Regions from separate parts of the Homo sapiens genome. Here region 2 is linked to region 1. The links are chromatin loops, found by intact Hi-C in ENCODE. Cell type or tissue: PC-9. All regions are shown on one strand. Each heading gives the region's core, and the rest is flanking DNA. Links, peaks and the distances in the headings are about the cores only. Region 1 overlaps EFNA5 (ephrin A5). Region 2 overlaps EFNA5 (ephrin A5).

Region 1 (13,066 bases), core at 3,448-8,447:
TGTTCTTTTTACATTAACATAAAAGATGACTAACAGTTTTTCTACTTTCAATGTCTGGGTTTCTTGTGGGTGGCTTTCAGGAGCCTGTAATTTCAATGGAGTTATAAAAGACTTGGGACAAAATGCGTTCTTTCTGTAAAGTTCTATGATTCTAGTAGTCTTAGTGAGAAACTTTTGCTCCTGTAGAGTCTAGGTAATATAAGATCTGCAAATATGCTTCTGCTTTCCTCACAGCGTATGTATTATTTGCTTTTTCAAAGCAAATCTTTGTATTAACAAGTAAGGAATGGAACTAGTTAAATTCAGAAGATTACTCTGCGTTTTTTGTTTTTTGTTTTTACTGATCTTCACTCTGTGTATATAAATACAATATTACTAATCTAAATGAACTTTCAAGTCTTTGAAAGCATCAGTTAAGTAGACTGACTTAATTGAAATGTACCTCTATGGAATGATTATTTTTAAAAGAGATAAAACGGTTTGTACTTTAAGTCAGGTGTATTTTTATGAAAGGAAACAGATGAACAGGACAGTGACCACTTAAGTATAATTTTATTTTAAAAAGAAATTTTTACCAACAATTTTTGATAGTTAATTTTAAAACAGAAGCAAATATTTTTCTTTTTAAATCCTCAATGGCTTTAATTAGAACATTGGGTACTATTTCATAATAACTATGAATATTATTAAGAATAGTAAATCAAGACAGTACTGTTTTCTTTGTAAGTTTATGTTTATGTTCACTGTGGTGTAAACGAGGGTTCTCAAACAGTGAATTTGGGGGTGACAAGCACTTAGCGTTTCCAGTTTTATGATTCTCATAGATCCTGAAATGCTAGAACCTTCTGTGACTCTGTGTGAACTTAAGTGGCTCCTAAAAAAGAACTATGCTATATGCTTCAAAGATTGTTAAATTTAGGAATAGGAATGGATTTGTTGAAAATAGAGTTGATATACCTAAGATTTGTGTTTTAGATGAAGTAGAAGATGCTCAGTAGTTCTTAATACTGTTTTTCACCTCCATTTTTAAAAAAAGAAAATAAGCACATTAAATTGTTTTTATTTAACTCAAAGTTATTAACAGTGACTTGTCATCATATTAATAGGTTGTAACCAAGTTCTTCCATATACTAATATATGTTCCTATACAGATTTAACTGCGTATAGTAAAAACATTGTGTTTATGTACTTTTTTGTTTTGAATTTTTACAGTAGCAACTATTACAGATCAAACTTTAAATTTGTTTGGGTGTTGGATAGGCAAGGACTCAGAAAGTAAGATATTAAAAAACCTATATCAGATTAGATTTGTCACTTGTCTGTTAAAATTTTTTGGTTTTATTTCAGAGCTAATTAAATTTCAGCTCTATTTGAGTTGTAAGTATGCCATTTATAGTGGTGAATCTAAGCCTCAGTTTCTTCACCCTAATAAATAAATGGGTATAATAAAAATATCTCCCTCAGACTTGTGAAAATTTAAAGGAATGTGTATATGTGGCAGGACTTTAAAAACTGATATAAAACTTGTAAAAAGAATAAAGTCAATCATACTTCAATAAATTGGGGGGGAAATAGAGATTTAAGGGGAGTTACCTCACTTTGAACCTCACTTTATATATATTCTTGTGAATCTCACTTTATATATATTCTGGTAAGTTGCATAGAAAATACATTCTTACAAATAAAACTTATTTTAAAAGCATCACAGAAGAGTTGAATTTTTAAAAGGTAGACCAAATTGTATCATTTTGTAATATATGTTGTTCCTGAGAGATGATTTGTACATTTACATTGGGTTTTATTTAAAGGAATTTACATTTTAGGTTTTATCTTGTGATTTCTAAAAGAGTAATAATGTGTAAAGACTGACTCTTGAGAGGCAAGTCTTCCAGGACCTTCTTCCCGGGAAAGGGATTTTGAATCTCCTTTGTAAAATTGGCCAGGTTTATTTTTAATGTCCTCCCTTCTCCTCTCAGTTTGTCTCTGCTATATTGTTTCTTCTTTGACTTCTAAAACCCTGATATTCTACTTTGGACTTCATAGTTATAATGAGATATCTCCATCTCAAAGGAGAAATTAATGAATACCGACATCCTCTTGGAGAATGCTTGTATTTCCAATGAGGAGCTTGTTGAAACAAATCAATTCCTGTCTGGGCCTGCTCCTTACGGGCAGCTGGGCTGTCCCTGGGATCCTTGGATTTTTCTGAATTCTGCTGCCAGAAGAGCAGGGTTTAACCTCTTGACGCTCTGCTTGAGAACTCTTGCTATTGACTATCTTAAACTTAGTACATATTATACACACATTGATGTTAGAGGTATAAATAGATCATAACAACATGTAGCTGAGAAAGGAAACAGGATTTGTCAAGGAACACATATTTTAATGCATTGAAACCTGAGTAATAGATTACTGCCAAAGGGCTGCTTTCCTATAGCATTGTCAGGTGGTTATTCAAAGCCAATTTTACTTCCTATGTTTATAGTTATTTAGATGGATAGCAAATATGCCTGTTACTTGTTAAAAAATTTCCATCATATACTTACATAATCATTTTGTAATGTTGTTTTACTCCTGAAGGTACAAACCTCATTTATGCCAGGAAAAAGTAATTCATAAGGGAAATTATCAATGATCCTTATGCGCTGTACCCAGAAATTTAGTGATGTTGGTGGGCAGAACTTGGCCACTAGTAATAAAAATACTGGGTCTAACATAAGCCATACCAAAATTATTTGAAAGAACACTGTGAACTCTGCATAACAGATTTCTCTTAAAAGTACAGCATTTTAATATTTACAATCGCTGTGCTCATAGGAAAGCTAGATTTACCTTTGTTGCTCTTATATCATTTTGTACAAAAGCAGGTTTCTTTTTTCCTGCTAAATTGGAAGTTAAAATTTGTCAAGGGAATGAGCTTGCTATGAGTTTATTTCAAGTTTGAAGCTTGGTAATTTTATGTTACTTGGATTCCATGTCTGATGAATGATATTAGTTACAGTCACTCCCTTGCTCCAGGCTTACTTTCTTGGCAAAAGGGTAGTCAAGAAGTTTAAATTTTGATAACTTACTTATTGATATTTTGTGTTATTAAAATACTAATTCCTTATATTCTTGTACATCAGTTAAAGAATATCAGCCAAAGACTGCATCTTAGCCAGGCTTACTCAGCATTTTTTTTTTTCCATGAGCGCATGTTGATTGATCAGATTGCATGTGTATAGCTATCCAGTAATTCCTTAAGGTATTGAAATGATTGGATTGAGTTGCAGCTTAATTATTCAGCTTTTATTAATATGGTAAATAATGTACTAAAGGCTAGAGCTGAACAGATTCCAGTGCATGTGATGAATTTAGACAGTTGAACAGGCTAATCCTGGTGCATCACCTTTTACCTCATTATTTTTTTTGGAGGGAGGAATGGGTTGAATTATCTCTATTTCTCTTTGTGAAAGGCTGAGTTATGTCAATGTATTTTACATGTTTAAAATACAGAAGATGCTCTTTAGTACTAAGGTTGTCATAAACTAGAATTTTAACTTTGGACAGTTGTAAATTCTCTTCAATTTCTCTTTTTAAAGTTTTTAGATCATTTGGCTCTGTTCTTATGGAAATGTTGCAAAATGTGAATGGAATATACAGTTGAGTCTTTAAGCAAAAGGAACAAAGTCTACTTAATGATTTGAATGGAATAATGAGTATTATAGTTGGTTATGGCAGACAACTATGAATTTCTTCCTTAGGTATCTAACAAATCTTTAGTAATTTTATATAGCCTTAATCATTTTAGTAAAATTTCCCAACTGTCACTTTGGGTTAGTTCTATGGCAATTGACCTTTAAAAAAAAAGTTTAAACCCACTGGCAAATACAAAAATCCTTATGGTTAAGTAGTTTCATATTTAATATAGAAGGTCTGTCTATATTTATGTCAACAGAAGGCAATGTAAACCCACAGGGAAGCTTTATTGGCTCTAATATGGTATTAGAACAAACTATCCATCTTACCTCTCACATGCTGTCCCATAGTAAGCCTCTTTTACTGGTGGGAAGAGAGTATTTGTGACTTTTTTTTCCTAGTCACTCCCTTCATAGCCATAGATTAACCTTTCCAATCTACTGCAAAGATAACAGGCATACTTACTAGTGTTTATCATAGCATACTCTTAATTCATGGGGTTTGGTAATCACAACTTCATTTTGTAATCACATATTAATAGTATACATAAGACCTGGTTTGGAATTCAGTCGTGGAGTTTGGGTTAACTTCACCTAGAGCTCTTGCATTACCATTCTGGGCAGAGTAGGCAAACATTGGCAAGCTCTTGAGTGGTTGATAGGATCAGGACTCTGCTCACAAGATATACATGGGTCACATTAAGTAGATTTGCACTGCAGCCTGAATATGGAGTTTTAAGACTGCAATAATCAGTGTTGGAAGACGATTGGTTTTTCTTGTTATAAATTGCTAATTAGTATTGAAAATCTAACCTGTTTTGTTGAACAGCCTCTCTTATTTTCTCTGAGAAAGTGGTTTGGACAGTAATCTATTTATCTCCATACCCCTCTTCCCTCTAGTTAAAATAAAATCTAGAAACCTCTGGGGACTCCCCCTGTTGAGTTGTGCTTGGAAGGAGCTTTAAAACAGTGCCTCCAAACTGAAGTAAATATTGACTGGGTCTGGGGCTTGAGCCCTGCTCAAAGCCTCCTATTGTTCCTCCTTAGTCAGCACTCCAGAGCGGGCTCAAGTATGCATGTGTTAGGAAGAGAAGAAAGGCTGTGGAGGGAAATTAACAGGGCCCACAGCCGAACTCATAAATGCACCATATAGAGGAAAGGGAAGCTGACTACAAAGCCAGCTGGAGCTTACACTGGGTTATGGAGAACTTAGGAGACTGAAGTGCAGAAACGCTGACCAGTCTGTCTGCTTTAGTGAAGTTTAAGGTACACAAAGCTGCTTGTCTTGGTGGGTCCAGCCCATTTCTGAGTGAAACCTTTGGGTCAGTGATGCTGTCTTCTCAAGGAGATGTAAATTGCAGCATTTTGGTGAACTTGGAAGAAAGTAAAAGGGTAAACCCTCAGATTCCAGAATGATGCTTCTCCCTCCCTGGTACCTGTTCTGATGCCTCTGTCAGCCTTCCCTCTTTCAGCTGTCATGTCGGATTACACACTCTCTTGGGTCTCCTAAGTGCCTTGGCATCCCTGGGGCATCAGATGGGTGAGGGAGAACCATATGCCATTTGAAATGAAAGTTCTGAAGAGGAGATGTTCTTATTATATGAAAAATTTAAACTATTTTTTTTTAGAAAAAGAAAATTAAATCATTTAAATATGGAACAGATTCCCTTGTTTAAAGTGGAGTACTTTGAGAAAAAGCTGCTTGTATTTTTACCATTCAGTTTAAGAACCCAAACAAACAGCTGGCTGACTTATGTTTTAGTGAAAACCATCCCGTACATTTACTAACTAGAAAAGTAAACATCCTTAAAAAGAAATTATTGTGTCTTGACTACAAAGTAATTGTTAATAAATACACAGTAAAACCAATAGCATATTTGGATTGTTAATTCATTTCCACTGATATTGTAAGCATGCTTTTAAATTTGTAGTCTTCTGTGATATTTGATGTGAACATATCAGTGCTAAAGACCACATGCAGGCAAATACCAGGACAATTAGAAAATTCTTTGACTGCCAAGGCAATCATCAAACTGTTCTGCTTCATTCAGGCCACTAATATATTAGAACAATAGTGTCACAATAAAGCATGAAATGCTATGGACAGAGAGAGAGAAAGCACATCTGTTCAGGGGTATCAGAAACTACTTTCTGGAGAGGAATAATTTAGTCTAGACCTTGAACAATGGATATGATTTTAAAAGAGATGGGGCAAGTAGCTGAAGAATATTCCAGGGATCCTTAGGAACAGGAGCAAAGGCCTACTGGCTGTAACCTTGTATATGGATTTGGGGAATAAACAGAAAGTAGTTTATTCAGGGTGGAGGGGATCTAGTGAAAGTACCTGCAGCATGGGCTGAAGAGGTAGGTTGGTCAAGTTGTGGAGTGTGAATTTAAGGTTGTGATTTTTGTTTTTGACTTTTTAAAGACTTTATTTATTTAGAGCAGCTTTAGGTTCACAGCAATATTGAGAGGATGGTACAGAGATATCTCATATACTTCCTACTCCCACACATACACGAGGCTGCATTTTTAGTAGGGGAAGGAGGACCATTATATTGCATTGTTCTTTGTAACAGATGGATTAACAGGGTCTTAATATGTATTAGAATTGTTCTGCACTGTTGTATATCTTAGCCACTGTTTAATTGCTTTGTAAATATAACAGAATACTGGTAAATGTTGAAGATCTTCAAATTAGGCTTCATTTGTAAGTGGTTAAGTGGTGAGATGATAAAAATCAGAGTAATTTTAATATTTCCAGATGAAACTTAGGGTGCTCTATTATATCTGAATTGTTTCCCTGACATGTGGATTAAGCAATTGTTTTCAAAGCTTTTTTTTTTTTTTGCCAAAAAACCATTGTTCACAAAAATCATTAGCGAAAGTCTAATGTGTAAAACGGAAAAACAAATGCCAAACCACCAAGCAAACATCAAGTTGTAGTTGGAGAGATTGGGCGGTCGGCTGTGCTCTGTTCCCAGGCTTCTTGAGAGGCCTGCGAGGACCCCCTATGGCTCTTTGAATCATGTTTTCAAAACCTTCCTAGTTAGAGTACAGGCTTTGGCATTTACTTAGGGGCGAATAGAAACAATGCTGTGGAAGAGATTCATTTTTGCTTTATAGGCCACAGAAGTACTTATGTGCCCCTCTAGGAATTGACTTGAATAGCTCCCATTTATTGAGCACTTACTGTGTCTGAGCACAGTCCTTTATAGACTAAATCATCATTTTTAAAAATCCTGACAAAAGCTCTTGTGAGGGAAGTATTATAATTCTTGTTTTGCTGCTGAGAAAACTGATTTTTACATACTTTATACTAGCCAAAGGTCCCTTGGCCAGTAAATGGCCCTTACCACTCAGCTGGGCTATGTGGAGTGATACAGTTTGTCTAACAGAACTTGATGAAATGTTGAAGGGTGACCTTGGGGCAGAATTTCCGAGGAGGTGTAGTGGAGGAGAATGGTAGGGACTATATGCTAATATGAAAAGAGCATTAAAAATGCACATTTTTATTCCTCTTTGTTGAGCATTTAATGGACTGAGGTAGCAAGCCATAATTTGGCATCCACTACAAATAACTAGTATAACCGGAGGTTAAATGTTTCGTGGACTGGTTCTTTGGAGCTAATTGTGAGGCCATGTGTATGTACAATCTGTATATACAACCAAATTGCTAGGGATTCACATACCACTGGCCCTTCTTGCCTGCATGCAGGTAAGCTTGGTTCCTGAAGGCTGGCAAAGGTATAGAGCTATTTTTGAAGACGTTCAGAAGAAATTCTGGATATTCCCTGAATAAAAGTTTTAGAATTTAGCAATCATACAGTCAGGAAATTTTCCTCTATAGTCAACCTAAATTATTTCACTTAAAGTCAGTTTTGGTTTACATAATAACAATATACCTTTACTTAAGAATTTTAAATGCAGATTTTGCTTTCTGTATTATAAGCACATTTTGAGCAAGAAATAATCATTTTTAAGCTATAGGGAACAATACATAGATGCTTGAAGTGACTCTGCGTTATTTTGTGTCCCAAATCCCTCACTTTCATCTTAGTTTCCCTTCCTTTTGTTTCATTCCTTCACAAGAGTTCTTGCCATAGAGTTTAACAGCCAGTAAATTCTTCCTGATTAGTTTCAAAGACAGAAGTCTCCTGATAGGCAGTGAGTGGATCAGGTTCTCACCTAATCTCCAGAGAGACAACAAGTAAGGGGAAGAAAGGGTTTGACACTTTATCCATTATGTACCTCTCTGCTTTGCCAGACTAACCCAAGTCTTTTCGTTGAATTGCGTGTCTGCAAACATTAGGCAATTCATTCCTTAGCATAGCTGTTTGTACCTCTGCAGTGGAAGTTGTTACCCCATCTTCTAATTTAGTTGTTTATATGGGTAATATTAGTATATGAGTTATACTATAGTTTATATATGTTATCTGCATTTTTGCATGTGTTCCCATTACTAGATTCTAAGATTCTTGAGGTCAGAGATTGAGTCATGGCAAAAACACCATACTCAAGGGCTGGCCCATGATGCTTAAGAACTTGAGGTGGGTTGGTTCTGGGTACACTTCTCTGCTCCTCCACTGACTACTTGCTGTGGTCCTAGACAAGTTACTTAATCATTCCCTGTTTCATCTTTCTCATTTATATATGGAAATACTAATCTATTTGTCTGATAGAGTTACTGTGATGATTAAATGATGTATTATTAAACATAAAGCATAGAAAAATGCCTGGCGCATAGTATGTGGTCAATAAATTTTAGCTATTAATACTTTCAAATGTATTTCTGTATTATTATATAAAAATACCATATAATTATACAGAGATATGTCAAAGAGAGAGCATAGTCTAACTTTAGAGTTGAGGTGACCTGGGATCAAATGCTGCCTCTTTTCTCCAACCCTCAATTTTCACTTATGTAAAATAGGATGTATAATTTGCAAAATTGTGTTGATTCAGTGAGAAAGTAAACGCATGTAAAATGCATGGTGCATAATTTTGGATCCATGAAATCTACATATTATTCATTTTTATTATTCTGATTCATTAACATGGAGAATTAGTCATTTGACGATTAGCCTATGAGTTGTCTGCCCATAGTGTGCCTCTCTTCATTTCAATTTATTGGCTACCTGTTGCCAGATGTTTTGCCAGCCTAACTAAATTCATGTATTGATTTGTGAGAAAATTATTCTTTTTGATTTTATCAGTTTGGAAGATGAAAAAATATCTTTTAAAAAAATACCAAGGCCTGGAGTCAGGTTTTTTATTTTCTACCAACTAGATGTTTACCTTAATCAAGTCATCGATTGCTCTGGGACTCTGTTTTTCATCTTTACAAGGTGATTGAATTAGTCGATCTCTTAGGCGAGAGCATCTCACTTAGAAGATCCGAGATGTGGTAAGGCCTTGACACTATTTAACTGTTTGACCTTGGGCAAGTCACTTAACCTTGGTCAAGTCGTGTTTCCTCATCTGTGAAATGAGGGGATTGTTGTCTTCTGGGAGGTCATTTTCAACTTCATTAATCTATCAGCCTTTAAAACTTCTTTTTTAAAAACTTATGATTTACTTCTCCCCAACCCTCCAACTTTGTTTTTTCAGTTAAGAGGAACTAATACATACATATTTACATTGTGTAAACTTTTGAAGAGGACACAGAAGTTTTCTTTTTTACTTTCAAACATGACTCTAAAGATTTTATTAAAAGGATTTTTTTTTCTGTTTTGTTTTCAGACATGGCTTTAAATATTTATATCTGGAAAACCACACTGAAGTTACAATTAGTCAGTAATAAAAATAATGTGTGACATATATTCAACTACCCAAACCATCCAACATCCCTTATCAGAGTTGATGAGTTGAATCCTGAAGTTTGACGCAGGGAGATCGCAACTGTGCTGTATCTGAGTAAACTCTTAATTTAGACTAATTCTAAGAATTAAAAATGGTTTTAAAAAATCTAAGTGCTTCAAAAGAAGAAAAAGAAGAGCCTAGAATAAAATGTTTTCAATTCACAGCTATAAAATGTACCACAAGTTGAAACTATTTGGTTTTCATTTGTTTTCCCTTTGCATTTGGAAGGAAGTAAGAAGTAGAATAAGAATTTTTAAACATTGGGTACTTGTATATAGTATTTTAATTCAGCAAACAATTATGCAATATAAGTATTTTAGTTACATAAATATGACTCCATTGTCACACCCTTTTATTGCATGTTTTGACAAAGCTCAACTAATTTTATACATATCTTTCATGTGATTATTAAAAATATATAAATAATGTCATAGTAAACTTTATAATATGAAATGAACTTTTCAAAACTTGCTTTAATAATCAGTGAGAACCTAAGTGAATAAGACATGTTGGTTCTTTAAAGTAAGTTCCAAGATGCCAGTTCTCTTTGCAAGAATGATTTAGGCAAAAAATCAGTTAAACTTTTTTTCAGTGAAACTTTAAGTAAGTTACTAAATGCGTTTGCATCAAGATGATGGTAAGTATAGAAATAGATATATAAACAGAAATGCCTAAATATTATCTAATCCACCTGTTTAATGCCCTTCTTGCTTTGGACAGCTTTGCTTATAGACCTCATTTATTGGAGTTGCCTGGCCCACTCAGGGTCTGTTTTCTCTGCAGTTTCTAGTCAAATTATTCCTAATCAGTTTCATGGGTAAATTGGACTGGATTCACCCCATTTCCTGTGACAGTGTGAGTTTTCGGTGGACTAATCACAGTCACAGAGCACAGTGATGTGTCCTCTTAGAGGTTAGGCTTGTTCTCATCCAAGTAGATTGATTTGTGAGCAGCAGCCATTACCGACAGTAAAATGTGTGTTTGCTGGTGTTTCTGCATTTAGTAATTTGTTGGACATGAACTGAATGTTTTTCATTTCCTTGTTATCTAATAAAAGCTGTTCAACTTAACTTAATCCAAGTTGAACTTTTGTGGAATCTATTTTATTCCTCTCCATTATTTTATAATTCTGTAATCTTAAATTTTTTGATTATCAGAATGAGCATTAAAGTAGGTCTGTTTTACTAATAATTATTTCCAGTTACCAATATAGCTATTTTCATTGAAAGATATTCATAAAATAAGAGCTCATTATAATTGCAATGCCAGTTATGGGGCTATGATTTTGAACTATGTTTCTCTTTTATAAATATTGAGTTACTGTTAATTTATTGTAGACAGTTATACCCACGATGCATTGTGAGATGCTGAAGAAAGTGTATATAGTAGCTACATATTTACACCAAGAAGTTTGCTTGTCTGGCTCTTAAATTTCCAGAATTGAATATGATAGAAATAGGTTGATATTTTGTTAAGATGCAAAATAAATCATTTTACTTAAATACATACATATACTGCATTTTACATAATCTTATCAACTATATTTCATTTTCTTGTGTTTTATATTGTCAGGGTGATAACATCACAGAGATGCTATTTTTGAAAAAATTTTGCATTATAGGGGCTTTATGCATTTCATAATTGTCTTTGATATGTTATTTAAAATATGCTTAATAGTTGCCTACAATGTACTGACAGTCATATTCAAAAGTCTCAATTTCAGTGGAATATATATAATAAAATACTATTTCTGGAGAAACTTAGAGAACTGACCCAAATGTCTGTACTTTTCTCATACAGGAAAATCCCATACAATGAAGCTTTTTAAATAAGCTTTAAAAAAATTTATTTGTGGTCAAGGACATTCTATATTAAGAACCACTTTCAGTGATAGTACCCACTGATAGTAAGTAGAAGTATCCCCCTCACCATGTAAATATTTTTTTCAGAAGCAGTTGAATGTTTTCTCAACAGCTTCCCATTTCAATAAGATATGCACAAAATGAGTCAATATGTGTGACCCTTTCTGTCTCAGTGTTTACAGGGAGATCCAGGAACTCAAGTAGATTTGTAAAAGGAAGAACTAGTACCAACATGTTTAATCAGTATTACCCTTTACTATCCCTCAGTAATATTTATCTCACCTCACTGGACATTAATACCAGATACTTATAATCTACTTGGTTTCTTTTTGTTTACAGTAGTCAACATAGTGCTTGGCACACAGTAGGCATGTTGTAGAATTTTTAAAATATGAGAATGATAATGCCTTTAAGCATATAGTATCTTTAAATTTTTCAAAAATATTTTGTATATAAGATGTACGACATGTACACCATGATATATGTATATCATGTTTTGATATACAGAGTGAAATAATTACCATAGTCAAGGAAGTCAGTTTATCCAATCTATCCCTTTTAGCATACTTTCAGTATACAACACAATATTACTAACTATAGTCATCATGCTGTACATTCCATCTCTAGACTGCAACTGCGTACTCTTTTCCTATACCTTAGATACTAATTACTAAGCATATAGTGTCTGTTAGATTCTGCTCACCTATCATTTCACAGAAAAAGAGCTGTGCTTTAGTTAACCAATTTTTTATTTGTTAATTGGAAGCCAGAGCTAACCTATGATTATTCTTCACAGCAGAAGTGTAAATAGATCCTTATCCATTGTTTCTCTCAGCTGCATTGGTCTCAGCCTCTTAGGTATTTGAAAAGATAGATTGACGATGGCAAAACAGGTGACGGCTTCAGGCCACAGGGAATATGTGGTCAAATGAGTTTGGCTCTATTACTGGTACTGAATCCATATTTATCTGGAGAAAACAATAATAGCTAAGTAGCTAATTTGATCAAGGTTTAGAATAAGTCTTTTATTGTTGTTTTAGCAATCTCCAAATCAAGAGTTGCATCTTTAAACATGCCTAACACTTTTAAACATTTGGGGGCTGTTCTGTAAAGAATTCATGACTTTAAGTATATGTAATATCCATAAGATGTGAATGAAAAGAACTACCCCTGCCCAATCTTTCTGAAGTGAGAATCAGACAAAAATATTTATTTGTTCTGGTGTTTTAGGGTAAATTTAATGACTAGATTGACTATAAAACTTGATTCAGTATAGTGTGAATAAATTGGTTTAAATGGCACTAAAAACACTCTTATACATACCAAGATTTGCTAGATATAAATTTGGCAGAGTTATTAACATGTGAATAGTGAATGCCACTTACAAGGACTTTTAAACAAATTATGAAGGGTAGTACAAATTTAATTCGGTCAGTTGGGAAAAATACTTTGGATAAAATACAGGTGAACAGTTTAGTGCTACACAAGTTTAAAGGTAGCCCGGAAATTACTTCAACTTCTACAAGGCAGATTTACTGATCTTTATGTCCCCTTGTTTGAAGCTTTTCACATAATAGATATATATTTTCTGGATGTATTTAACCCATGTCTGGATAGCTGAAGACATTTGTAAGTCATGGCATTATATAATTGACTCTAAATAAC
Region 2 (13,066 bases), core at 4,115-9,114, 53 kb after region 1:
CAGCCGTCTGCTAACAGTGCAATTTTCTGCTGTATTCATGTGTTTAGATAAAAGAAGATTGCAAAAAATTTTCAAATAAAGGTTTACCTCATTCTCTTGCCAGGTAACTTTTGTCATTAATGTGCTGAGTTATGGTCTCGGCATCATGCACAGTCAAGAGAGCTGATCCTCTCTGCTGGGTCATATATATGCTTTCCTTCCTAATACCCATAAGAGGCATTAGGGGGAAGGAGAAGAATATAAACACAGAAACCACATCCTAACAGCTGCCTCTAGTTAGCTCTGCTTCCCCCCCCATCCCCACCCCCGAGCTTTTAAATCTTGCAGCGGCACCTAATTTGTCCCACATGGCTTTCCTCCCAGTGGAACCACTGGCCCTTTTCTTGCTGCCCTTTTTGATCAAAAGCAAACAGTTATGAAGAATCAACTAGTTTAACTAGTTTAGGCCACTGTCTTTAGGCTGCTGGTGTGCAGGTGCCTATGAATAGGCAGGAGATAACCATTTGTAGATTGGGAGAGACTTAAAACAGTCTGAACCTAGTTAGGTGCCAGTGGACCTATGAAAACATCCCGCAATTAAGCACTAAGTGAGACAGTGAACCGCTGAGTGAACTACCGTGATGGGAATAGATGAGTGATTTTTGACCTAGTGGGGCAGATCAGAATCATGTAGGGCGCTTAAACATTTCGTACACATGCCAACTCCTGCCACTGACATTCTGCCTCTATTTTAATACGCCTGGCAGTGATGAATATAGATACTACAGATCTGTGTTCTGACATGTCTGCACGGCAAGTGGGTTGCAACTTGCATTATGATATTTATTTTTTTAAGTTCTAATTATTTTTTTCTTATATGTGTTACTCATGTCTCCATTCCTTTTTCCATGTTATTTTTTGAATGCAGTGAGACCAAAGACAGATGCTTGTAGAGCAGTGTGCTGAATTAAGTTATTTCCTTCACTGAGACTAGTGTTCTGTTTCTCTCTTCCAGCTCATGTTTATTTCTTATTGCTGTTGAGAAGTAAGACATGAAAGCCACACAACCAATGTGCTCTTCTTGTGACTTTTAAGATAGGAAATTGGTTTGGTTAAAAAAAAAAATCAGAGCCAGGTGCAAGCCCATACATGGTCCCAGCTACTCGGGAGGCTGAGGCAGGACGATTGCTTGAGCCCAGGAGTTCAAGGTGGCAGTGAGCCGTGATACACCACTGTATTCCCATCTAGGTGGCAGAGGTAGACCCTGTCTCTTAAAAAATAAATAAATAAAAGATTAATATTGGTGACTGGGAATAGCCATTCTCTTATAGATGCTTAGCTGTCCAATAATTATCTGATTTTTAAATGCATATTGCAGAATAATATTGGTTCACGTCCCCAAAGATTTGAGAAATGTGTGTACTTCACCTTGAAAAAGGAGTACCTGAATTAGTCCTTACAAAATTACCTTGTCCTTATGGTTTTGCTAAAGAACTGATATTCTTTTTGTAAGGTAAGGGATAAACCTATCACAGCTTGCTTTGAAAGGTCATTGTCTCTTGCAAAGTAGATTAACTCACTTTGTTCTATGAGCAGGAACCACATTGCCGTTCTGTAAAGCTATACATATAAAGTAAATTTCTGCTATCACTTTGGCTTGCTCTTGTAAAAGAAATTTCATGCCTACCAGTTTTCACTTGCTAACATAAGTCACAGCTCCTCACGGTTAGAGTGTCAGGACAGACGAGAGTGGTGTCTGTAGCTTGTTTCCACTTCTAACATTCTTTGCTCTCAGTAAACGTACTTTACCAAGCATGGGAAACACATGTAAAACACTGATGACAAATTTGGTGATTTAATGTTTTTTATGTTGTTGGAGCTGGTCGTTAGTAGGTGAGCCACAGTAGTAATTGAAATGAACTTGCATTTTATGGAAGTGAATGACTAAAATGGAACCTTTCCCTTGGTTCATGCGTATTGTTCAGAATGAGAACGCTGTTCTCCTGAGGTATGGCCTACTAATCTCAGTTAAGTATAAATCCTCATGTATCAGAGACAGTGATTTATCCTGTCACTTAGAAAAGCCTCTAAATTTATATGAAAGTGAGGGATAAAAATTGCCATGATATTTCCTTGAGAAACTACAGTCAATTCTGTATATTCTTTCCTTTCTAAGCTAAGACTGGAATGGGGGAAAATTCCATTAAAAGGAGTAGTGACTCTTTGATGCACCTTGAACTACAACCTTCCTTACAGTAGCTAATTCATCTAGAGTGTCCAGGAAGGAGGAGTTCGGCTTAAATCTGCTTAATCCTTTAAACAATGAAACAGTTATAACTGCTCTCATTGCAAATGTTCTAAAATGTCACAGTCATTACAAGAAGTGATTTGACTAAGTATGGTGAGTTTTCTCAAAGAACCAGGACCCTCATTAAGAACACCATTTATTGAACTCCTTGGTAATACCGGAATGCACTCGGGAGCCTTCGAGGTCTGTAGGTTTAGCCTGACTTCTTTATGATTTTTCCCAGATGGCTACGTCTCCTGCCTCCTGCCAGTATCTAGGGCTTTTTATCCCAAAGCCCATGGCCTCTAGTCACTGTGCTCTTCTAATTAGTATTTTTTTCTTTCTTTCTTTTTCCTCCTTTGTGATCATTTCTATTCTCCTCTGCCACGTCTAACGACTGGGAACCTGCTCTGACTTCCAGAATCCCAAATCGGCTTTCCTTTCCTTTCTCAGTTTGTAAGCTAGGACCAGTTTGAGGATTTCTAGTTGAATCCAGATAAGTATTACCATGTAATTAAGTCAAATTATTAGTCCTGTCCCCAGCCTGTGAGGTGTTTGGGGGATGGAGGGGAAAATGCACAGCTCACTCTACCTCTGTTCTGCTGAACAAAGTATAAGGGCTCTGAAACTGCTGTTTTCATTTAGCTTGAATGTTCGTTTGTTTTGTTCCTGATGTTCTGGGTTTCCTAATTGTTGGCCAAAAAATGAGAAGCAATTCCACTTTCCCTTCTAATGGCAGGCTTAATAGGCTCTGATTTTTATCTTTACCCCATAGTTATTGTGACTTTTTTCTTTCTTGGAATGGTTATTTGTTGGGATGATACATCCACATACATTAACAGGCCTGTTTCGAGGTAATGAAGTCCCAAATTCTGTCTCATCAATATACTCCTCATCAATATTCAGAATTACAAACATTTTATGAAAAGCCATGTTATATATAGATAAGTGAGGTACCTGTGGATTTTCCAAATTTAACTCCTGCATTAAATGGAGACTGAAAACAGCTCCTCATATGAAACATGTTTTTGCTTTGAGTCCCATTAATAACGTGCACATTTTCTGTGATCATAAATCACCATTCCTTCTTTGCCTCCTCTGTGAGCTCACGTCTCTTTCCCGAGATTCACCAGCGTTAAATTCGGAGTAATGCTCATTGTTAGTATTCAGTAAATTAAGGGATAGTTTAAATACATGCAATAAGCCTGGAAAGGGGAAAATAATTGGTTCCTAGAAAGCTGTGAAAGACTCCAAAAACATAGGTTTTTGAGGAAACTTCTTACTTCTTTAGTGAATATTGTGGCATACATAGTTTATTGTCTCAACGAGTCATCATCATGAAGTTAAATTCATAGAACTCCAGCTTACCTCCACAAATTATCTAGGTGTTTTTGTTTTTTGTTTGTGTGTTTCTGTAAAGGTAACGATCAAAAGGAAAAGGAAAAAACATGAGTTAAAGAATTTGGAGCACCTTGCACAATGTCTAGCAACTAATAAGTGTTCAGTTACTGCACTTACCCTTAGCAAGTATTATTAATGTCAGTTGCAGGCAATTCTTTCTAATTTTAACTCTTAAGGACTTTTATTTTCTTTAAAAAGATGGTCATTACCTTATCTACCTAATCAACTGAGAAATTTTTCATGTTATTTTGCTCTCTTCTTAAGATTAAATTATATAGATTTCCTAACCTCCTTTGATTTTGTATGCTTGATTCATTTTGGTTGTTTTCTCAGAGTTACACTTACTTCTACAGTCCTGAAGATGGTGCAGCCCAGTACAGTGGTGGGCAGAGACTGGCAGTGAATTACTCTGTGCTTCCCTAACGCTCTGCTTTATGGGTTACGTTATCTTCCTTTGAAATGTCCCCACTGTCAGCCCTGCCAGCTGACATAGGAGCTGAGATAGAGGTAAGATTGCGTCATGAGTTCTTTGCCAATGCGGCCAAAACATTGTGGACAGTCAAAGATCTCCTCCCTTGGAACATAGTACGAATGGTCCTGATTTCTAGTAATAATATGTTATGAATGCTTTTCCTATGAAACAATCTAAACCTCTTTCGAAGTTACTTGTAGATTCAGCATGTATCTCATCTAGGGATGATGAGTTCTCTAAGTTTTCCACATACTTTATAGGGACTGCTAGCTTTAATTTTTCACATTTACCAGGTTTGAAGGTAACAAGAACTTGATCATTGCTTGTCTCAGCTTTCATTATTTTAGACAAAGGGCTTTCAATCTTTATAGGTCTTCTGGGCTTTTCTGTATCTTAATCAAGATACGGAATCTTTCTCTCCTCTAACCTGTCCTCAGCTTTTCACGGGGTGAGGTCCAGATTTAAGATGGGATACCAGATTAAACATACTTCAGAATTGTATATTAAGAGAGAAACATTTTTGGCTGGGCCCAGTGGCTCACATCTGTAATCCCAGCACTTTGGGAGACTCAGGCGGGTGGATCACTTGAGGTCAGGAGTTTGAGACCAGGCTGGCCAACGTGGTGAAACCCTGTCTCTATTAAAAATACAAAAAATTAAGGGGGCATGGTGGTGCATGCCTGTAATCCCAGCTACTCGGGAGGCTGAGGCATGAGAATCACTTGAACCTGGGAGGCAGAGGTTGCAATGAGCCAAGGTCCTGCCACTGCACTCCAGCCTTGGGGACAGAGTGAGACTCTGTGGCCAAAAAAAAAAAAAGAGAAACATTTTTTATTAACTTAGCTGATTACCTTCAGTTTATTGCTGGCCTCTGGGCTACCACAGTATATTAGGTTGTAATCGTTAGTGAATAGTCATCAGTGGCCAACAGTTCCTCTTCTTAGGTTGTAACTGACATCTTGTAGCCAACTGATCATCGTCCAAGAGTAATTTATATTCATTTCCCTTAAATGCATGCCATTACAGTTGCCCACATTTCAGCTTCTGTGCCACTGTTCTATCTATTCACATAGCTCTGTGAAATCTTACTGCAATTCATCTCTTGTTAACTTGGCATTCATTTCCCTTCTGTCACCTTCAAACCTTAGCTCAAATTCACTTCCTCTGGGAAGTAGCCTGTGATTAACCCAAAATGGCACTGATCAGTCATATTCAATATCTGGATGACATCAGGGGAACTTTAGCATCCAGGTTCTTCTGTCATTCTGGGTTTTGTTGTAATTTTCATTTCTTGAATCTGTCTACTTCACATTCCTTTTTACTGAGTTTGGAAGGTATTCATGAGATTGAGGAGAGTCCTGAAGGGAAGCTGCTGCTTTGGACAATAGCAGGTACTTTCAGGTTTTTCCAACTACCTGCCTAAAGGCAGCTGCCATTGTGTGTCTGCAAGGCACAGCCTCGGAGATGCATTTCTGAAAATGAGAGCAACTCACTGGAGTCTTCCTAGCAATGGCACTACAGTAGGATTTTCCTAGAAGCATACTTTGGCAATTATTCTTCTTTTCTCATCAAATTCCTAAAGTTTTGTTCCATGCCCTATAGGTAGCTACTTTTCATAAAATATTTAACAAATCTTTCTAGACTGCAGTGATATTTATGATTACTACATGTTATAAAAAGTTTTCTATCGATTTCTAATTGGCTGTAGATCTATTTATTTTACTTTTTAGTAGTTAATACATTCAGAAGGTTCAAACAGCAACATGATAGAAAAAGATACAGAGTGAGAAATCTTGCTTTCTGTCCCTGTCTCCATTACCCTATTCCCCACTGCCCCATATATGAAGCCACTTTTATTAGTTTTCTGAGTATTCTATTTTTGTGCAAGCATATGCAAATATATGTTTTATAATCCCTACTTTCTTACTTAAACCATATCATACTCAGAGCATATCTCTGTTCTGTATCTTGCTTTTTAAATTGGAAATATGTCCATACCTGGATAAAGAGACCTTCCTCATTATTCTTTACAACTTCCTACCACTTTATTGTATAGATGTGCTATAGTTTGTTTAGGAGCTCCCTAGTGATGGACCCTTGGATCGTTTGCAGTATTTTGCTGTATAAACAATGCTGTAATGAATAACCTTGTACACACATCATTTCAAATATGTGTCTACTGATCTTTATCCTCTGGTTCCCGTGCCCATTTCCTCGTAGACTTCTTAAGTCACAGAAAAACCAAATATGCATGTTTTTATTTCCCTTAATATATCCACAGTGACTTCCTGACTAGGGAAGCCATGCTTTGAACTGTAGGATGCCCCCAATCCAGGCGTTTAGTGTTTCATTTGACTCAGTCCTGGTCTGTTTGAGCATCTTTAACTCAGTGAATTAAGCTAAGAGAGAATGAATGTAATTCAAAAGAAATGGTTCACAGTCAGATGTAAAGAGTTAAACATTGTGGAATTTTGCCATACAGTGAAATATTAAAATTTCATTTAGATCATTCGGCATGTTAGATAAAAAGCATGAAAAAATGTTGTATTGAGATTTAAGAGTAGAGAATTTAAATATAACTGGCCGTGAGCAAAAAATTAGTGTCATAGTATACTGGTCTGAGTTCATAATTCTGATTCTGAATTCTGACCTTTATAAGACCACCTGTATGTTTATCTGTATGTATTTATGGGTTCAGAAGTTGCTTTGTGGGTACATAGCCTTCCAAAGGAAAGATTATAAACTTTTCAAGTAAATAATTCTGTTTCATTGTCCAGTCTTTCTTTTGTTTCTTATTTCTCATCACATCTGGTTTTGCACAGAGTCTGTGGTCCACTATGAACCTTGATTTTTCTATATTAAGTATAACTAGTCTTTTCCTATAATTTAATTTCCTCCATTCATAGAGAAATTTAGTTTTTTGCTTATCCTCTCCACTTTTGGAGTATTTACTCTTCCACTCAATTTGGTGTCAGAGCCAGTGATTATGGATAAGATGTTAAAAATTATGCAGGACTCAGGGCAGGACTGCAGTAAGGAAAATTATTTAACTCCTCTGATTCCTGATCTGTAAAATGTGAATAATAACACTGTGTCTTTTCCTCTTTGTTACTGAGAGAGGGGTAGTGGGGAGGAATGTGAAGCACCTATCATTGTATCTGACATGTGGTAGGACCTCAATAAATAGTAGGTATTCTACATTATCTCCTACATATATTACTTTATGATTTTCTATTATCTTTGAAGACTCTTAAAGTTATCGTAAATGGTTGAATAAATTATTCAAATGGTCTTTAATAGTATCTCATTTAAAAATAGGAAAATGACTACAGAAGTTGTTAGAGATCCATGTTAGTGTGCTTACAGATAATTATTAGGTCTCTCCATTTGTTTAATACTTCTCCATTTTTCTGGCAGTTCATTAGGAATTCTGTCGGGGGATGCACTTCTATCAGCGCATTATCAGCAGCTGAAGAATTTTCAGTTTTCTGCTCACTCAGTGCTTGTAAAAATTGAATATATATCGTTTCCCCTTTATCATGTTGAAAATCTCTGGTTCACGGTCTGTTGAAATTCATCTTGTTATATTCAGAATTCATCTCCTGGAAGCAGCAACAATACACAAGGCTTGAGTACACTTAATTTTCAGTGTTTTTGTTTCAATTCCTTTTTCTACACTTTTTTTCTGGGAGATATTTTGTTTTAATCTTCTCTCCCCCCTTTCTCTAGCCAAGTTTTTTGTTTGTGAAAAGTAATATTTTTCCAAGCTATATTCTGTGTGATACAATATGGCCATGTTTCAAGACGTTCTTCAGCTCTTGCATCCAGCTACTAATTCAGTGCTCTGAAAAAACTAGATGATGTTTTTGTGGTGATGGGTCAGTGCCAGTGGAAGGAAATAATTTTGCGGAAGATGAATCCATTTCCAAGTAATGTTGGCTGAGTGGAAGCTTACATTGGAATTTGTTAGGTTGTCTGATGGAAACCAAATTTGACCAAGACGAGACTGTGTATGTTATCTGTCTTTGCCTACTCATGCATACCTTATGGTATGTAGATATATAGGACATAATTTCACTTCGATAGCTAATTTTAGGCTTTAAGATGATTTAAATAGTAGTTTTTATTCCCTTTACTAAATATTTTTGATGGATCTTTTTAAAATATTGTAATCAAATTTAAAATGACGTATTTCTTAAAACAGTTTTTATGTGCGTGGTTCTTATCAGTGCAACAGTCCTGAAAGAAATGAGTGTTTTAAACCTCAATTTACAGGTGAGGAAGTAAGCTCAGAGAAGGTAAGTAACTTGCTCAAAGCCACACAGTTATTAGGTACCAGAGCTAAATGTTGGATCTTGGGTCCTGGGGTCCTGATCCACCTAATTCAATTTTTGTCAACTGACTTTCTGTTTTGTCTAGTGAAGTGCCAATGAGATTTCATTTTAGGACTGTTACAGTTTGTTGATTTTCTCAGAATGTAAAGTCTCAGTGGTGACAAAAATAGAATTTTCAGTATTTTTTTTTCCTCATGTCTACTTTGGACGGGGAGAATGGAGGAGTGTTGTCAAAACCTGCTAATTCCATCTACCTCCTTTTGCTGGGAGAGAGAGACATTTCAATTTTATAGGTTAAATAACTTGTATATATTTGCAGGCCAAAGATTGAATTATCAAAATTATTAATAAATTACTTTTAAAAAAGGAAAGTCATCACTTTCTAAAAGAAATAGCACATCCATTTCATTACAGCATTATTCACAACAGCTAAGAGATGGAAGCAACCTAGGTGGCCATCCGTGGATGAATGGATAAAGAAAATGTGGCGTATATTTATATACCATGGAATATTATCCACTCTTTAAAAAGAAATCCTGTCATATGCTACACCTCAAATGAGCCTTCAGGAAATTATGCTAAGTGAAATAAGCCAGACACAGAAAGAAAAATGATTCTACTTATATGAGGTATCTAAAGTAGTCAAGCTCTGGAAATATGGTTGCCAGGGATTAGGTGAAGGGGAAAATGGGGAGTTATTGTTCAGTGGGCATAGAGTTTCAGTTTTGGCTGATGAAAATGTTTCAGAGATGTGTTGGAAACATTGTGCATATAATTAACACTACTGTACTGTACACTTAAAATGGCTAAAATGATAAATTTTATGTTTTTGCCATAATAAAAAATAATACAAGAAAATTGAATTTTCCTGTAACAAAGTAGTATTAAGTAAAATGTTAGCTGTACTGCTTCCCATTGAATTTTATTTTTCTATCTTGTTTTGACAAGAAATAGGAGGAAGGGAATATTTTTTTCTGAGGCAATTAAAAAAATAAATATTTGGAGTAAATGTAAGCCTTTTGCTTATTGCCAGCTATGAATATGTGTTCTTTTTCATTTTTGCTTTTTTAGGTTTATATATCTTTTTCTCTGAATAGGTATCATTTATTGGGTATGTAGATGCCTGACACTTTGAAGTGCGTATTTTATCCCCATTTTAGAGATCAGTAAATTGAGGACTGAAAGACTTAATTAACTTGCATGTGGCACACAGCTAGCAGTAGCAAAACAAGAAAGAAATCTGGGTCTGTCTGATTCCGAATCTTGGGCTTCTAATCCCTTGTGGACACTGAGGGGAATGGGTGTTACCCCCGGCATTGCAGGGAAGCTACTCAGATGTGAACACTTTTCTAAATAAGTTTTATGATTTCAGGAAAATTATAAAGTTGAGTTTATAGTAAATTAATTTTATCTTTCCCTTTCCCGGCTTCCCAAAAATGAGTTATTGCTTCTTTTTCTGTAAATAATATTTATTAAATTATGAATGTAAAAAAATGTGGTGATATATAACAACTGAGCTTCATATTAATGGTATATTTAAGCTTTATAGGATAGGGTGAAGTGATTTTAATTATTGGGGTTTGGTAAAGGTTTATACCAAACATATTTGTTTCATAGTGAGCCCCTTGTTGTATAGTAAGTCTGATTTTATTAATTTGTACAGAGAAATTCCTTTGTAAAATATGACTGACTTTTCTTCCTCTTAGGGAGACAGATTAATAATATTTCACTATTAATTAGGTTCCATCTGCTCATCCTGCCTTTCATTCTAAAGGTTATACTTATTACCATATTCTCAAACCGACCCAACTGTGTAATCAAAGTTTAAAAAAAAAAATTAAACCAAAGGTTCAATCTTGGTTTTTATAGTGTACTTTTTTGGTTACTAAAGGGGGGACCAATGACTCCACTTCCTCCTTCTTCTATATTTTCTTTGATTTCATTTTGTTTTTTCTTGTAATCCAGCCATATACCACAAATTACACAAAATTAAACTATCTGATATGAGATACAGTAATAAAAAAAAGTGGCACACCCACTTAGCCGCTGTTTTGGCCAGAAGGTCTGCTTTGGTATCCAGGTCATGAGAATGAACGGTTGAGCAATGGAAAGGCCTAAATGCTGTCTGTATTTGGGAATAATGATTTGTATTTCATTCCTGGGTGTTGTAATTTCACCGGTGCTGGTCAGTGCATACGGGGTAAAACAGGGGGCTCCCATTTCCCCAGGCCTATAAGGCCTGTCAGGGGAGTGCTGTGTGAAGGGGAAGGATTAGAAAATGGTTGGGAGAAAGCAGGCCCTGACTTTGTAGCTAAAAATATGAATAAATGAAGTTCCACACCACCAACTGAGTAAAATTTGATGATAGGGGATTACTGGAACATTCTATTAACTTGGGTTTTGCTTTAAAAAATTAACTTTTGAAAAAAGTTGAATCTCTGAGCTTATGTGTAAGGGTTTGGCTTGTGGATAGTGGTGATTACAGCAGCTGGCACACTTATCCAAACCTCTCACTGCCACACCCTGCAGTGACCTGGCTCAGTTTTTCCTCTCCTCCTGCCCCCTGCCTTGGAAGACTGCCTTTCTGTCTTCCTTTTCCTGTCTCTGTGCCTCTCAGTACCACCAGCAGCCCTTCTTTTTACCCCTCATTATGAGCCTGGTGTAGCTTTAGTGGCTCATTCAGTTACAACATTTTTAAAAAGGTGATTATGAATGGATGTCTACATACATAATCTTTAACAATCCATCTTACCTTCCTAACTGGTCTTTGATAAAAGAGCCTCACAATTTTTAACACTATCATGAATGTGGCATTTTTAGCACAGATGAATCAGTTTGTATTGATGAGGTAGATATACCCAGGTTACAGTATTATTTGAAACAAGATGCCTTTTTTCCATTCAAGTTTAATTATTTGAAGAGCCAGTCATGAAAAGGAATGAGAGAACAAGCACATACCTTGACTTGTCTCACCTTTTTAACTAATCAAATAACTATTTTATGAGAAGCAAGTATTCTCCAGTAGGCAGAATGTAATTCTAGTTTAGTAGCTTAAAAATAAAAGGATTATAAATACCAGAAGGATTTTCAGGTGGAAAGAAGATGATGGCTGGGTCAGGAAAGGAATTAGATCTGAGCTATTGTGGGAGATCTTGGGTGAGTTTGTAATTATTTGATAGTGGTGGTGGGATCCTTTTATAGCAACATTCTGTCTTTTATTCTGCCTTTTTCTTTTAACATTTTCTTTCTGGTTCTATTTCCTTTTTCACTTTAATCCTTCCGGTCCCATAGTTCAATGCTGGCTGCATGTTTAGAATCACCTTGGGTGAGGGTGATGCTAGCACCTACCCCTAGAAAGCCTCATTTAATTTGAGTCAGGTGAGGCCAGACTGTTGGTGGTTTTGAAAGCTCCCTAGGTGATTCTGATGTGCAGCCAGCGTGGAGCCCCTCTGCTCTCGAGGTTTGAACATCTCTGACAAAACTGGACATGTCTTAGGAACCATAAGCAGGTTGGACTTTAAGTCAGAAGCAGTGCTGTTTCCTATCGTAGTCTTGGCATTATCGACCACGTTAGAGTCATCAAACAGTTTGGCTGGAAATCTCCTCTCCTTCCAGAAAGAACAGATTTGTTCTCCTGGTGCAAAGCCACAGAATGCCTGGATACTGAAGTCCGGTCCTGTGCTGGGCAGATGCTGCTCCTGGAAACAGACTGGCCTTGTTTTGACAGTCCCAGATGGATGATTGACAATGAGGAGTGCACATAAGGGTCGAGTCTCTGTATCTGATTAGTATCTTCTTCCAGTCATGGGCTCACTCAGCTGCTCTCAGAGCTGTTTCAAAACAGGTGCTGATGTATAGCCATGGACATAGCAAACAGTTACATAAGAACTGCTAACTAGGAGCATGAGCAGAGATCTCATGCCACAATCCCTTCTGGAGGTTAGTTTCTCACATCTCTTTTAATATATTGCACTGCTGCTTTTGTGAAACATTAAATTTGACAGATTTTGCCTCATCACTGCTTCCTCATGGCTATTTAGAAAAATTAGTCAAAAGAAGCTTGGCTTTTCCTGTCTCCACTATGGCTTGTGAGCTGAATTCCTTCGCAGAAAAGAATGGCAGTGGGCTCTCCGGCTTGTCATTTGGGTGGAGACATTAGGAAGTGTGATGGCTTACTCCCAGTCACAGATTTCACTTCACCTCCCTGTCTGTGTACAGCTCCACTGCAAGCACTGCTCACAGATGCCGATTCGCTCACATTGAAAAGGTCCTATTCCAGCTCCAGGATCCTCCTTTTCTGAAGAGCCTGTCCCTGCATCTCTTTGGCAGTCATGTTCTGACTGCGGCCTGGTGCTCCCCTAACCTGCATGGAATAAATTTAAAGCTAAGAGATAACATATTGTTGGTCTGTCTCATTTCCTCGACATCGAGACCAGTTTTTAAGTAATTTTAGAAGCCTAGTTTGAGAGAGGTCTTTTTTTCAGATTAAAAACATGAGAGTATTCATAGACTATTTAAAGCATGTCCATGTTGCCAATAATCATGTGATATTTCGCTTCACTTTACTGAAGAATGAGGGGTGTATTTGCATCC

The links. Hi-C counts contacts between places; a loop is a spot of excess contacts. Peaks named below come from ENCODE experiments on the same cell type or tissue, not always from the same donor. Only the 100,000 strongest peaks of a DNase experiment are listed, where the experiment ranks them.
Region 2: it touches region 1 in a loop (2.1-fold over the local background); 4 of 110 quality-filtered maps call a loop at or near these places.

Annotation. Positions count from the first base shown.
Region 1 is chr5:107,645,132-107,658,197 of GRCh38, reverse strand. The region is part of intron 1 of EFNA5 (ephrin A5); the gene reads left to right. Among named protein-coding and RNA genes, the nearest start is that of EFNA5, 19 kb to the left of the region's middle. In PC-9, for the core only: no CTCF peak of the experiment used is centred there; no DNase peak of the experiment used is centred there.
Region 2 is chr5:107,592,383-107,605,448 of GRCh38, reverse strand. All of the region lies in intron 1 of EFNA5 (ephrin A5), which reads left to right. Among named protein-coding and RNA genes, the nearest start is that of EFNA5, 72 kb to the left of the region's middle. RefSeq lists an enhancer at 6,187-6,481. In PC-9, for the core only: no CTCF peak of the experiment used is centred there; a DNase peak (open chromatin) is centred at 6,328.